2 separate regions of the Mus musculus genome follow, and region 1 is linked to region 2. A link is a loop called in an ENCODE intact Hi-C map of the cell type or tissue named here. Cell type or tissue: heart. All regions are shown on one strand.

What was found. Hi-C counts contacts between places; a loop is a spot of excess contacts. Peaks named below come from ENCODE experiments on the same cell type or tissue, not always from the same donor. Only the 100,000 strongest peaks of a DNase experiment are listed, where the experiment ranks them.
Region 1: it touches region 2 in a loop (2.3-fold over the local background); 2 of 42 quality-filtered maps call a loop at or near these places.

Annotation. Positions count from the first base shown.
Region 1 is chr8:111,504,631-111,512,630 of GRCm38, forward strand. It overlaps Wdr59 (WD repeat domain 59), which reads right to left. Exons shown (of 26, transcript NM_001170742.1): 2 at 1,262-1,311. Among named protein-coding and RNA genes, the nearest start is that of Wdr59, 13 kb to the right of the region's middle. In heart, no CTCF peak of the experiment used is centred here; DNase peaks (open chromatin) are centred at 4,901 and 6,011; H3K4me3 peaks cover 461 bases; H3K27ac peaks cover 2,795 bases.
Region 2 is chr8:111,820,560-111,828,559 of GRCm38, forward strand. The region is part of intron 5 of Cfdp1 (craniofacial development protein 1); the gene reads right to left. Among named protein-coding and RNA genes, the nearest start is that of Cfdp1, 30 kb to the right of the region's middle. In heart, CTCF peaks have their summits at 3,968 (motif pointing left) and 4,856 (motif pointing left); DNase peaks (open chromatin) are centred at 342 and 832.

The sequences.
Region 1 (8,000 bases), 320 kb before region 2:
AAGCTGATGGTTATGCAAAGGGGACAGTGTCTCTGTGACAGCTACTTCCAGGGTTGGCCTTCACTCCCACATCCATACATCAGAGTGTGTCTGGTCCCTCTGAGCTCAGCAACTCCCCCAGCCTTTCTCAGTGCCCCTGGCTGGGATCCATATCAATCCCACTGCAGGAGCTGCGTTTCAACTGTGTTTTCTCTACAAGAAGTCTACCAAATGCTAAGGCTCTTGTCTCAATTCACCTGTAGGTCTGGAAACTACACGATGTCTAAAATATCTTTATAAGCCCGGTATTACCAGGCACAGAGCTTTACATTCAATAAATGTGTTAAGCATTCTTGTTACTGGACCGAAATCCTGCAGAAAAATCTCAAATTCCTCTGCAAGTCTACAACTTGGAAATGAAAACCAGATCTATCTGCAAGAACTGATGACCCAAGAAAATGGCATAACAATTAAAGTAACATAGTAAATATGTCAATAGCAAGTTTACAGTGTCAATCAATAGCCAGCCTGGTCTACAGAGTGAGTGCCAGGACAGCCAGGGCTACACAGAGAAACCCTGTCTCAAAAAAAAAAAAAAAAGAAGAAGAAGAAGAAGAAGAAGAATGCTACATATTTTTTAAGAAAGAAAACTCGCTTGGTCAGTGAGTTAACATCCCTGCAGTAATTATTTCATTCCTGGGGAGGAGGAGACAGATGGCTCTCTGGAGCTGGCTACTCAGCCAGGCTTGTGTTACCTGTGAGTTCCAGACCAACAAGAAAACCTACCTCAAAAGTGAACAAAGTAGACGGTGACTGAGGAATGACACCTGAGGTTTCACACACACACACACACACACACACACACACACACACACACACTCTAAATCATTTTTTAAATTCTTTCTGGAAAAAAAAAAAGCCAAAGCCCAGTTAGGTAAACTGAGTGAGTGTCCAGAGAGCCCAGGTTGCCTCAACCCTCCTAACCACCTCTCTAACCATACTAGACTGATTCCTCAGTGAGACAGTATTGTGACAAGAACACTGTCAACTCAAGGCCAAACTACAAACACTAAAATGTGAGTTCACTATGAGAGACAAAACAAGACCAAACAAAACCTCAAAGAACCCCTGCAAGCGCCCTTGTGGTCCTTAGGATGTGAATACTAAAGCCCCGCTCGCTCGGATTGTCCTCACACATAAAGATAGTTTTCGAGTTCCCAGGAACTTATTTATACTTTGTTCCCCAGAACTTGTGGGAGACCAACTCCAAAAGCTCACTTACCCAGAAAGCACTGCATGCTGCCCAAGACAGTCCACAGACATGGCAGTTGCCTGTGAGAAGGAACACAGTTTTAGTTCTACTGACAAAATAACCAGGGGAAAAGACAGACCTACCTTTGACTCTTCTTCCTGTTTCTCAGGAAGTCCTTGGTTGACAATAATCCGTTCTCAGGTGTTAGTGTTCTGCACTTTCCAGTGGCTCTCAGCCTTCTTAACGCTGTGACCCTTTAATACAGTTCCCCATGCTGTGGTGACCCCAACCGTAAAATTATTGCATTAGTACTTCATATCTATAATTTTGCTACTGTTAATGAATTGTAATATGTTTTTGGAGATAGAAGTTTGCCAAAGGGTTGCGAACCATTGTTCTTTTAGTTCCCACCCAGATCTTTTTTGTTTGTTTGTTTGTTTTTGAGACAGGGTTTCTCTGTATAGCCCTGGCTGTCCTGGAACTCACTCTGTAGACCAGGCTGGCCTCGAACTCAGAAATCCTCCTGCCTCTGCCTCCCAAGTACTGGAATTAAAGGCCTGCACCACCACACCCGGCTCCCACCCAGATCTTACATTCACTTTGGCAAATGATCGCTTCTGTTTCACACACACACACATACATACACACACAGACACACATATACACACACTCACACACATACACCAGGACTATACACAACCAAGACAGCATATTCTAAGTTGTGGAGAAAGATGTTATAGAGCCCTCAGGGAATCTAACTAGCACAGAGCAAGAAACAGCTACTAACAAGACCTTCTACTCCGGAAGCTAACCTGGAACATTGCTACCTACATACCCACAGAACACCCATTTCTTTCCACAGCACATGGGACCTTCTTGAAGCCATATGGCATATTTCTCAAATACCATCCCTATTGGATCCAAGGTTTTATTCTTAATATTTTAGCCATTGTTTATTATAAAGGGTTACATGAAGCTATTGTTATGCCAGTTCCCAATGTACTTTGAGCATACTGTCAAACGGACCCCTGCACCTCACTATCCTCCAAGGTAATATTGTTACAAATGTGTCCCATCGACATTCAGTCTGAAATTCCATCTCGTAGATCCTAGTGAGCATCAATGTCATGACTCAGAGCCTCATCTCCAAGTCTGTACCAAGGCTAGTGAAGGTACGGCATGTGGCTGCCTGAATCCTGGCAGTTACAGCCTTACCCTGTCATTCCTGTATCATCTGTTTGGTCACTAAATGCTCTCAGTTCTTTCCAAGAGCGCATGCTAGAAGAACTCACTTTGTGGATGCTGCCACAATCATAACCTATGAATGGCAGCACCAACCCCACCCCCACTGGCCTCACTAATGGTTTTCTCACACGTATCTACCACTCAAAACCCATGTCATGCCTAGTCCTGGAGACATGAAGCCAGACTGTTCGCCCAGAGGGTGAAAAGTGGTTAGAACATCCTTCATAATGCCCTAGAATCCTGAGCAGAGGGAACCCTGGCTGCATGGGCAAGCTTGGCGCCATGCCATCTCTAGAACCCTTCTGTGTGATGTATAGATTAATGCTGTAAAGAGAACAAGGTGGCTTCCCCAACAGGGAGCAGCATCTTTCTAGAGGGCATCTCATGGAGGATCTGACCATAGCCCCAAGATTCTGGGTTCTTGATGCATACCCCTTGTGCCTGCTACACACGGCTAATTAATAAAACACTCCTCTAGCTAGAGTGGCCAGTGGTTTACTGACATGATTAAGGAGCCCAAGTATCCAGCAGGGGAAGAATGGAAGATTAAAGAAAAGTAGTCACCATCACAGTAGATTATTATTCAGCTTTTAAAAACAGGAATTCTGATAGATTCTGATAGGAATGATTCTTAGGATTGCACCAAGAGAAACACACCCAACGAGACACTAGTACAAGATGGTTCCACTTAAGGCTTGTGTGGAGGCTCAAAACTGTCCCATCAGCGTGTGTATTCAAACCCTTGTTCCCCGTGGGAGGGGTTGTTTGGGAAGGCTATGGATCCTTCAGGAGGTGCTGGAGGAGTCATGGGAAGCAGGCATTACCGCTTTACCCCACTTCTAGCTCTCCCTGTGCTTCCTGTGTGTGGCTGGCATGTGATCTCTCAGCTTCCCCTGACATTACGAACTCTCCCTCTAGAACCACAAGCCCAAATAAACCCTCTCTTTAGTTACAGTATTTTATTACAGCAACAACAGCCAACACAAAAGGTTGACACACATGCAGCAGGAGAGCTCACAGAGACAAAGCAGAGGCTGACAAGGTTGGGGGAGTGTTGTTTAGTGAGTATAGACCTTCTATTTGGAAGGCAGCAACTGAGAGAGTTAATCACACCGGCCAGTTAACCTAAAGAGGAGATGGGATTCCCATGCCACCTATGAAAGACAGACAAAGGGGTCCCAGGGAAGGACCTGATGGTGACCTCTGGGAGCTGGAAGCAAGGCCTCATCGACAGTCAGTAAGAAGGCAGGAATTGCCTGGCGTGGTGGCGCACGCCTTTAATCCCAGCACTTGGGAGGCAGAGGCAGGCGGATTTCTGAGTTCGAGGCCAGCTTGGTCTACAATGTGAGTTCCAGGACAGCCAGGGCTACACAGAGAAACCCTGTCTCGAAAAACCAAAAAAAAAAAGAAGACAGGAATTTCTGTCCTAGCCCCTAGAGACTGGATATTGAAATCCACTTGAACAAGCTTGGAAATGGATTCCTCTGAGGTGAAGCCTCCAAGTGGAAACATGGCTCAGAGATGCCTTGATTTTGACAATGAGGCACTGAACAAAGAAACCAGCCATGCAGTGCCTGGACGTCTGACCCACAGAAATCTGAGCTAAGAGATGGTTATTGTTGTAAGTTGCTAAATTTGTAGTGTGAGGCATACAGTAACAGAGCACTAAGAAAAGACAATCTGGCAACAGTCCAAAAGTGCCGTGCCTTTTGTCTCAGGAGCTCTGCCTCTGGTATCTACCCCAGAAGGTAGCAAATGCTTTCTGGACAGAGCTGTTTACTTACAACTCTAGCATGCATATCTACACAATGGAATGCTTCTAGTAGCATTTTTAAAAACACAAAAATGCATCAAGACTGCAAATATATTATAAATCACCATATTAAGGGATCTCCTTTTACATTTATTTATTGTTTGGGGGGGTGGATGATACGTGTGTGTGTGTGTGTGTGTGTGTGTGTGTGTGTGGGTCAGAGGGTAACCTGCAGAGGTTGGGTTTCTCCTACCACATGGGTTCCAGGGCTTAAACTCATGTCACCAAGCTTGGTGGCAATCACCTATATCCACTGAACCATCTGTCCAGCCCAGAAAGTTACTTTTTAAAAGAAACCACTAATTAAAAAAAAAAAGCTACCAGTATATTTGTAGGGAAACATAGGGAGATTATGCTAGGTTGACCCCATGAAGAAGTGGAAAGGAGGTTCTCTCACCAAAACAAGAAGCCATCTGACCAGAGAAAAGGACGAGCTGAGGGGACAGGGGCGACGGTCCAGGGCCTTACTGCTGACAGGGCTCCATACATGAGATAAATGAACGGATGTGCTAAGTGAAAAAAATGACAATGAACAAAAGGTGCTGAGCCGTTATAAAGAACGGGGTGTGGGGTTTTATCAGACGCCAAGGCAAGGGAGGAGGGAACACTTGCAGTGACGTGGGTAGAACTTCCTATCTGCCTGAAGGAAGGGGCTGGTAGATTACAGATAGACCAGCGATTCAAACTTGAATTATGGATAGACCAGCGATTGTACCCCCTATTAAAACTTGTACTGGGGACGAGTGAGGTGGCTGAGTGGCTGAGCAGGTAGCTGTGTTTGCCATGCCAGCCTGACCACCTAATCCTCAGTGGAAGGGAGAACCGCCTCCATCCACAAAGCTCCCTGGCCTCCTACTGTGCACTGCAGCGCTACTCACCTACACACACCTACACACACACACACACACACACACACACACACACACACACACACACACACGACTAAGTAAGAACCATAGAAGAAAGGCATCCTTAAATCAGGCAGTGGTGGCGCACGCCTTTAATCCCAGCACTCGGGAGGCAGAGGCAGGCGAATTTCTGAGTTCGAGGCCAGCCTGGTCTACAGAGTGAGTTCCAGGACAGCCAGGGCTGCACAGAGAAACCCTGTCTCAGAAAAATAAAAGAAGAAGAAAAAGAAAAAAAGAAAGAAAGGTATCTTTAAACAAGGCCAGAGAGATGACTCAGCAAGGAAAAGCAAAAGCACTCGCCATACAATCCTGACAGTCTTAGTCGGTACCAAGAACCCAGGTGAAAAGCCAGATATGGTAGCACACTTCTGTACTTCCAGCATTCCTATGGTGGCGAAACAAGAGGCACTGCCTTAAACCAATTTCTAATCTGTTCTCTGACCTTCGCACACGCATGCACACACACACACTGTGATGCATACATGTAATCCTAACACTTAGCTGGCTGCAACAGGACGACCACATATTCAAAGCCAACATGGGCTATATTCAGTTAAAAACACAGAAACAAACAAACAAAACCAAAGTGACCTAGCAAAGAAATTAAGACAGGATCAGAATCAATGATCGTTCTGACCTAAAAGGCCCTGCTTCCAGGAATACAGCTTTACTAGACTGCAGCTAAGTCTGCACAGACCTTCCTGTCTCCCCTACTCAACCACTCCCATCCTCTGCCTTGTTATCACTTCTTCCCGGGAAGGCCAGGAGCCTGCCACCAGCTGTGCTCCCTGTCATCTCAGAGACTGCTGTGCTAAATCTGGCCATGGCTCTGCAGAGTCAGCAGGACTGAGTGCATCCTCAGTGGAGTGTAGCCTTACAGACTACCTTGGAGCTTCCTGTCCATTCCCGCAGCCCATCTCAGAGCTCTCCCCTCCCAACGCTGCCCCCATATGCCAGCCATTATCAATTCTTTAAGATGAATTCCTGCCAGCCCTCCAAACTCACGTCTGTCTCTTTCTCCTTCCTCCTCTCTCCCTTACCCCGCCCCCCACCTTCCTCCCACTCTCACCTCAGGACCTTTATACCAATGGCTGGTTCTGCCTGGAAGACTCTTCTATCCTTTATCTGGCTAATTCTTTGTCTTTTTGTGTGTCTGTATCTTTGTGTGTGTGTGTGGTGTGTGGTAAGTACACTACACATGCATGTCCCTGTGTGTCAAGGACAGAGGCCAACATGGAGTGCCTTCCTCCATTGCTTGCTTGTTTGCTTGACTGACTGACTGATTTACAGACTTTCTCATGGAACCCTGGAACTTACCAATATGGGTAGGCTGGCTAGCCAGCAAGCTCCAAAGATGGTCCCATCTCTACCTACTCAGTATTTGGATCACTGGGGTTTACAACCATGCCCAGCATTTTATGCGGGTCACAGGGACCCAAAATCAGTTCATGAAGTTTGCACAGCAATTACACAGATCTCCTTCTTCTTTCCCCCCCCCCACCCCGCCCTTTGGGATTCAGTACAGACACTTCTAAGGTTTTGCTGGACCGTCCTCTCACACCCCAGGATGAATTAGCTACATCTGTGTATCTGCAGGACCTAGCATTCTGTTTCTTGGCACTTGAGATATTATAATGGTATTTAATTATAGTACATTTTCTCCATTAGATTGCAATTTTCTTGAGGGTAAAAATCAATTTGCTAGTATAATGCCTACCACATGCTATTTGTTAACATATTAATTTAGTGACTATTTGGTATTAAAGGCAACTTAAAAATGGTCTTAAATGCTTATGCTACACAACAACATATACATCAGTGTTCACAGCAACATCACTCATAAAACCCTAAAAGTGGAAACAATGTCCAACAACTGATGAATGGATAAATAAGAAGCTGTATAGCAATAATGGACTATGACTCACTTATAAAGAGAAATGAGCACTGGACACTCATACAGTGGATCGTTACTCAACTATAAAGAGGAAGGAGCAATCCTAACACCTAGGAGGCAGGCAAAGGCAGGAGGAGCTCTCTGAGTTTGAGGCCAGCCTGGTCTACGGAGTGAGTTCCACAGGGCTACCCAGAGAAATCCTGTCTCAAAACAAACAGATAAAAAACCTGTTTCAAGTCAGGGTGAGGGTATGTTCTAGAAATGATGGTGGGGACGGACATATACTAAAACTCCTTCAGATGTTCACTTTAAACAGGCTAATGTACAGTTAATCCCTACAGCTCAGAGATCTGTTAGCCAGGAAAGCCCATGAAGCCGGGTATACACTTGTGATCCCAGCCTCCGGAGGCAGAGGCAGGAGGAACTCTGGGGGTTCAAGGTCAGCCTGATCTACATAATAAATTCCAAACCAGTCAAGACTAAATAGTGAGAGCTTGCCAAAAACAAACAAACAAACAAACAAACCTCATGCTTTATTATTTTTGTAATATTTTTATTTTTAAAAAGATAACAGGTAATTATGTACTTAGTAATAGCCAAATGCCGGGACAGATTCTATTACAAATCCATTTTTGGACTTGCAGTTAAATATTAGTACAAATACAAAAACTGATCTTGGGCTGGGCGTGACAATACATTCCTGTAAGCTCAGCACTTGGAAGGTGGAGGCAAGGAACATCAGGAGTTCAAAGTCACCTACAACTGAACCGTGAGTTCAAGGCCAGACTAGGCCACATAAACTTGACAGAAGAAGGAAGGCAGGAAGGCAAAGTATGTTGTCTGCTTATCCTTCCAATCAGTGCAAGTCAGAGCTGGGCCATTTCTCAACACCAGTTTGTCTCCAGCCTG
Region 2 (8,000 bases):
GAGAAAGAGAGAGAGATTGTTTTGATCACCTCAAATTTTACCACTTCACAAATTTCACAACTGTGTACTAGTTGTTCGGTGTGCTGACTAGTTTTTATGTCAACACAAGTCAGAGACATCTGAGAGGAAGGAACGTCAACTGAGAAAATGCCTAATGTCAGGCTGTAGGCAAGACTGAAGGGCATTTTCAATTAATGACTGATGCGAGGGCCCACACCACTGTGGATGGTGCTGCCTTGGGCAGGGAGCTCTGGGTATGTAAGAGAGCAGGCTGAGCAAGCCATGGAGAACGAGCCAGCAAGGAGCTCCATGACCCACGCTTCAGCCCTGCCTCCAGCTTCCTGCCATCAGTTCCTTCCTGATTGCTCTCCAGGACAGACAGTGGCATGGAAGTAGAGGCAAAACAACCCCTTTCCTGCCCAAGGTGCTTTTGGTCAGGACATTATTCATCACAGCAACAGAAACCTAAGAAAAAACTCAGAAACATGAAAAAACCAGCAGGGTATCTGGGAAGGATGGTGAAGACCAACTAAATACTTGCCACATAATGACAGCCCATATCGCTATTTTAAAACCTCACCAATGCTGGGCAGTAGTGGCCCATGCCTTTAATCCCAGCACTTGGGAGGCAGAGGCAGGCGGATTTCTGAGTTCGAGGTCAGCTTAGTCTACAGAGTGAGTTCCAGGACAGCCCAGGGTTACACAGAGAAACCCTGTCTCGAAACACCAAAAAACAGAACAAAAAAAAAAAAAAAAAAAAAAAAAAAAACCCTCACCAAAACGAAAGGGAGGAAGTGAGAAACCACAACAGTGCACAGGACCCGACAGAATGACTGAGGGCTGGGAAGTGAGAAACCACAGCAGTGTACAGGACCCGACAGAACGACTGAGGGCTGGGAGTGGGTTTTAATAACTTCCTGGCTTGGGTTTTGTAAGCCAAATCAAAGCATGACTTGCCTTGGTATTACAGAGCCGGAGAGCCAAGCCTAAGCCGTGCCGACATGGAGAAGATGGACTGAGGACAGAGCTCATGTAATGGCGCAGGGAGCACAGGAAAGAGCTCCCCTGCTCGGGCTGTAGGATGGCGCGTCTCTTCGGACACAATGCACTGTGTCAGCAATGAGCCGGGATTCAGGCTATAATCTTAACTACAGCACCTCAGGGTTCTAGGGATTCTGAACCACAAATTTACATTCAAGATTAGCCTAAGCCAACGTTCAAACCAGGGCACCAAAGAGACATAAATTTATACCTAGCTTTGAAAAATGCAGATTAACCCTTCACCTTAAAGAGCACCATCATAAAAGAGAAATCAGAATAGCAGCATAACCCAAAACTACCTTCTAATACAGATCCCTCAGCTAGAGGTCACAAAGGAAATATACTTAAAATGGTGGCACACAGAAAGCAAGACTTTAAGAGTAAGATCCTATCTGGGAATGGTGGCAGATGCCTTCATTTAATCCCAGCACTCGGGAGGCAGAGGCAGGTGGATCTCTGAGTTTGAGGCCAGCCTGGTCTACGGAGCGAATTCCACGACAACCAAGGTTACACAAAGAGACCCTGTCTTGAACAAAAACAAACAGATTACGATCCCATGAAAAAGCAAATGTGAAGACTAAACAGGGATTTCTAAAATATGGAAAACTCAGTTACTGAAATTAAGTTTAGATTGTGTTGAAGAAACAGTGAAGACACAGGAAACAAGCAAAAAGCAGTTCAGAAAGAATGAGCGGGACGTCAAAGAGAAGTTAACCGATTCACAGACAGAAAGGAAACCTGCTTGCCTAACAGGAATTCCAGGAGACAGAACACAAAAGATGCAATAGTCAGAATGCCAGAGAATTTTTCTAGCCAGATAAAAGTTCTAAAATCTCAGATTTAAGGAACAAAACAAAATCTACACCCAAGCTGAAAGATAATGTATCATCTTGAGTGAGCTAACCCAGACCCAAAAGGACATGTATGGTACATACTCACTGAGCAGTGGCTATTAGCCAAAAAGTACAGAATACCCACGGTACAATCCACAGACCGTAAGACGTTCGAGGAGGAAGAAAGCCCAGATGAGGATGCTTCGGTCTCACTTAGAGAGAGCCTGGGTGGGGATGGAGAGGGGGAGTGGAAAGGGATGGGGGTGGAAACAGGAGAGAAGGCCAGAGGGCCAGGAGAATGACTGGAATATGCAGCTTCTGGGGGTGAGGTGGGGAGACCTGGGATGTGAGAGACTCCCAGGGCTCAATGGAGGTGACCTTAGCCGAATCCCCAACAGTGGGGAGAGGGAACCTGAAGAGACTACCTCCACTAGACAGGGCCCAAGTGGAAAGACGGAGCTACTAACCCACTGTCAAAATTTCTGACCCAGAATTGTTCCTGACTAAAAGAAACGCAGGGACAAAAATGGAGCAGAAAGCAAAGGAAAGGCTGTCTAGTGACTGGGACAAATTGGGATCCATCTCCTTGTGGGGGAGGAGGGCATCAAAGCCTGACACTGTTACTGATGCTATGTTGTGCTTGCAGATCAGAGCCTAACATGGCTGTCCTCTGAGAAGGCCCTACCAGCAGCTGACTGAGACAGATGCAGATACAGCCAACCATTGGACTGAGGTCGGGGACCCCTATGGAAGAGTTAGGAGAAGGATTGAAAGCACTGAAGAGGATGGCAACCCTATAGGGATATATATGGCAACAGTATCAACTAACCTGGATCCCTGGGAGCTCCCAGAGACTAACCCACCAACCAAAGAGCATACATGGGCTGGTCCAAGGGCCCCAACACATATATATCGGAGGACTGCCTGGTCTGGCCTCAATTGGAGAAGATGTACCTAATCATGTAGAGACTTGAGGCCCCAGGGAAGGGGGGTGCCTGGGGCTGAGGGAGGCACCTTCTCAGAGGCAAAGAGGATGGGGAATGGGATGAAGAACAGTGGGAGGGGGACTGGGAAGGGGGGCAATATCTGGAATGTAAATAAATAAAATGATTTTTAAAATGACAAAATTAAAAGAACTTATTGGACTGGGTGCAAAGTGGGGCAGAGAGGATGAAGAACTCTGAGGTTTGGGCCCGCATGAGCAAGAGCACAGTGTACACAGGGAAGGGATGTGCGGGGGAACTGCTGGAATGGAAAGAGGCTTTTGGTTTTTGAGGCAGGTTTTCTCTGTGTAGCCCTGGCTGTCCTGGAACTCACTCTGTAGACCAGGCTGGCCTCCAACTCAGAAATCCACCTGCCTCTGCCTCCTGAGTGCTGGGATTAAAGGGGTGCGCCACCATTACCCAGTTTAAGGATGCCTTTCTTCTACAGTTCTTACTTATTCGTGTGTGTGTGTGTGTGTGTGTGTGTGTGTGTGTGTGTGTGTAGGTGTGTGCAGGTGAGTAGCGCTGCAGTGCACAGTAGGAGGCCAGGGAGCTTTGTGGATGGAGGCGGTTCTCCCTTCCACTGAGGATTAGGTGGTCAGGCTGGCATGGCAAGCACAGCTACCTGCTCAGCCACTCAGCCACCTCACTCGTCCTCAGTACAAGTTTTAATTGGGGGTTGGGGGGCTTTTGGTATAACATCAGGGCTCGCCTTATGAAGAGAAGGGAGTAAGGGACCCACCTGACACTTAAATTAACCATAGTAAAAGAGGCTTTCCTCAAACTTTTTTTTTTTTTTCCGAGACAGGGTTTCTCTGTATAGCCCTGGCTGTCCTGGACCTCACTTTGTAGACCAGGCTGGCCTCAAACTCAGAAATCCACCTGCCTCTGCCTCCCGAATGCTGGGATTAAAGGCGTGCACCACCACGCCCAGCTTCTGTAGGCTTTTCTATATCATCTGTTTTCAAAGTTTTAAATTATTTCCGGCTGGAGAGATGGCTCACAGGTTAAGAGCAGTGGCTGCTCTTCCAGAAGTCATGAGTTCAATTCCCAGCAACCATATGGTGGCTCACAACCATCTATAAGGGAGTCTGATGCCCTCTTCTGGCCTCCAGGTGTATATGCAGCTGAGCATTCATATTAAATACATTTAAAAACATTTTTTTTAATTGTTTCATCTTGCATTTACAATAGCTTTGCTTGAGTAGTGGGGTTTTGGCAAGAGCCCCGGACCATGTAACTGGATATAACGAATGCAGGTCAGCCTCGTTTTCATCCTCAACCAAAATAATTAGAACACAACTGCTCAGCCTCTCCTGTAAGAAAAATCCACAAGAAATTACAAATTTAATAAATGTGAGTCTTGCTATATGCTCATAACCATCCACAAAATAGTACCAAGATTCTTTGACCAGAACTTTGGTGAGAACATAGACACAGACTGTCTGCTCCAAGTGAACGGTGTGCTTCCCTGACATTAGAACAGATGAGTACAGCAACTTCCACACAAACACGCGGGGATGAGCAGCAGAGTATTTGCAAAGGATCAGTATTAATAACGCAGTCCCTGAGGCGGCGCACAATTTCTCTCTTTAATTTTTTTATATTTATTTTTTTCTGTTGGGGCAGAGGGAGACGATCATGAGTACCACACTCTGTGTGTGGAGGCCACTGGACGACTCGTGAGGGACACTTCTCTCATGAGGCTTGACAACAAGCACCTTCACGGCTGTGCCATGTTAGCATGTCTATCTGTAATTAACAAAAAATCTCCACAAATAAAACTGTGTGTTACAGAAATGAGAGGGAAAAATAATTTTCCAAAGCAGAGCTGAAAATAAACCAAACTGTAATTTAATATATCTAGATATATTAAAGAAAACAAAACAAAGAAATCTCTTATCAAAGACTAATTAGGCAGACAAAAATAAATAGCACCGTCCAGTCTTAGAACGGCTTGGTGTGCCTGAGTGCTTGCTTTCCCAGGGTGACTTCTGCCCTCTAGTGCATGCTCAGCGCTCACTGCTGTCACTAACCAGCAGACTTTAGTCCTCTCTAGATGATCACAGTGCTCTCTTCACAAACCATTCCCACCCTTAAGCTGGGTGAATTCTGCACGCGCAGTAACTTTCCACGCCTGCTCTACTCATGCAAAAAGGCTTGTTGAAAGCACTGCAGTGTTTTCACACCCTGAGAAGTGCAGCACAGCTCAGACCTAAGAACACAACAAACATGGTCTACAGTACAGACACACCTCTCCGGCTCTCTAATTTTACTTTGTGAAGACTTCACACACAGTTCTTTTGTTCTTGTGTTATTTTGTTAAGTCAGGGTTTGCTAACATCCCTGGCTTGCCTAGAATTAGTTGTGTGGATCAAGCCAGCATCAAACCTGCAGCAATCTATCTTCTTGCCTCTGGCTTCCAAACTCTGGGATTAAAGACTTCAGTAGCCACACCCAGCTAGAGGTCCTTTTTTTTTTTTTTTTTAAAGAACACTTTAAAAGTATGAAAGGAGGCTGGAGATGGCTCAGTGGTTAAAAGCATTGACTGCTTTTGCAGGGGACACAGGTTCAGTTCCTAGAACCTACATGGTGGCTCAAAACCATCTCTTTAACTCCACTCTCTAAGGAATCGTAACATTTTCTGGCTTCTGTGGGCACCAGGCACATGATACACAAAAACACATACAGGCAAAACACCAATAAACACAGATTAAAATTTTTAGAAAAATAGAGCTTGTTCTAGCTACTGCTAATCTACAAAGTCTTGTAGGGATATACCCTGGAGGAATGAAAACACCCAATAACAAAAAAGTTTGTACATAAATGTCCACAAAACATTTTCAATAGCCAAAAATAAAAACCACCCAAAGTCCATTAATTAGCACCCACATAAACAAAATGGAGTATAATCTTTTCTTTCTTTCTTTCTTTCTTTCTTCCTTCCTTCCTTCCTTCCTTCCTTCCTTCCTTCCTTCCTTCCTTCCTTTCTTTCTTTTCTTTCTTTTCTTTTTTTTTTTTTGGTTTTTTGAGACAGGGTTTCTCTGTGTAGCCCTGGCTGTCCTGGAACTTACTCTGTAGACCAGGCTGGCCTTGAACGAAGAAATCCACCTGCCTCTGCTTCCCAAGCGCTGAGATTAAAGGCGTGCGCCACCACTGCCCGGCTTGGAGTACAATCTTACAATTACATTAGTCTACAAAGGAGATTTAAAAAAAGAGTAAATTATAGAGAGATGCTGAAGCATAAATAAACCTTGAAGATGTTATGTTAAGAAGTCAGTGGAGCCAGACAGGGCCTGGGAGGAGCCTCAGTGGTTAAGAGGATGAGCTGCCTTTTGTTTGATTTTTCGAGACAGGGATTCTCTGTGCAGTCCTGGCCATCCTGGAACTTGCTCTTAGACCAGGCTGGCCTCGAACCTGCCTCTGCCTGAGTGCTGGGATTAAGGTTTGTCGCCGCCGCCACCGGGCTTGACTTGCTGCTCTTGCAGAACCCCGAGGGTCTGTTCTGAGTACCCACATGACAGCTCATCACCACATAGACCCAGTTCTGAGGACTCTAACAGTCTAGCTCCCACAGATACACACACGGGCAGACATACATGTGGGCCAACACTCATACATATAAATTATATAAATACATCTTCTAAAAAGAACAAAAGGAAATATTGGGATTCCATTCATGAAACGTTAAAATAAACAAACCTGGACCAGAAAGTCCATGAGTGGGTTTGGAAAGACAGAGTAACTGGTAACAGGTCTAGTGTTGTAGCTGCCCATTACGATGGATATATCCTGTGTGTATGCCACAAACTAATAAGTGGTAAAATTCAAATTGATAAATTACATAGTGTCACACTTAGTCTCATTAAAGCTTTTAGTTGTTTTTGTTTTGTTTTGGGCCAGGTTTGGTAACACACACCTGTAACCCAGCACTCAAAGGTTGAGGCAAAGATCACAGGCTTGAGGTCAGCCTAGCTATATAGTAAGATTCTGCAATTAAAACAAACAAACAAACAAACAAACATTCCAAGTACACACTTCTAAACAAACAATGCATTGCTTTCTTACAAAAAATCACTTTCTGATCTCTCATATCAGAGGTCATGTTTGCTAAAGTATCTATTTTCCTCTATTGTTAGTAAGTACCAATAAACTTTCATTCATGATATCCTAGACAGTTCTGTTGGGACCCTGCTGGAAGTCTTGCTTCTTGAACTGAACCACTCAAGGGACTCAGCTCTAGAGTGTATGCAGGCTTTTAATATACATTCAACTGTAAACATGTCATGGGAGAGAAAAATATGAACATATCCAAAAGTAAAACAAAAACCAAGCCTAAAAAACTAAGACAGTCAAATTCCAGAAACATTTCCTCCCAATATTGTGGCTGTTTGATTTCTATTACTTTGAGAGAAGTGGTCACTGCTCTTTATCAAAACTCAATAATTATGCTTATTTAAAAGCTAAAAATAAGCTAAGTTCATAATTACCAACTTCTGAGGGCTCTGGGAAAGATCACATTAGCTGTTTAGAAAGAAAACTATCTACAAATGTGAGGTTCCTGGGAGAGTCAGAGACAACGACAACTGACAAACCACTGGATCAAGTGTTATTTACTGCTGGTTTTCAGTGAAAAACAAAACAAAACAAAACAAAACACTGTTTTTTTCTTTTTTTTTCGAGACAGGGTTTCTCTGTGTAGGCCTGGCCATCCTGGAGCTCACTTTGTAGACCAGGCTGGCCTTGAATTCAGAAATCCCCTGCCTCTGCCTCCCAAGTGCTGGGATTAAAGGCATGCGCCACCACTGCCAGGCTCAGTGAAAAAATCTTATGTAGTCCAGATGGACCATAGACTCACCATGTAGTCAAGGCTGGCCTTGAACTCACAGATCCTACTGCCTTCACTTCTAGATACTAGGATTGCAGTCCATTATCCAGTCCATTATCCAATTTGAGACTTAAATCTTCATACGGATCTATGACAAATCTTTTGTTTTTGGGACAAACACTGCCTAATCTGATACCACCAGGAGGTTGTTTGAGATTCAACAATAAAGCCTTTTTTTCTATGTCCAAGAGGCAAGACAAGATAAAACCACATGGGAAAAACAACTCAGTGCTTTTCGCAAGGACTGTGAGTTCC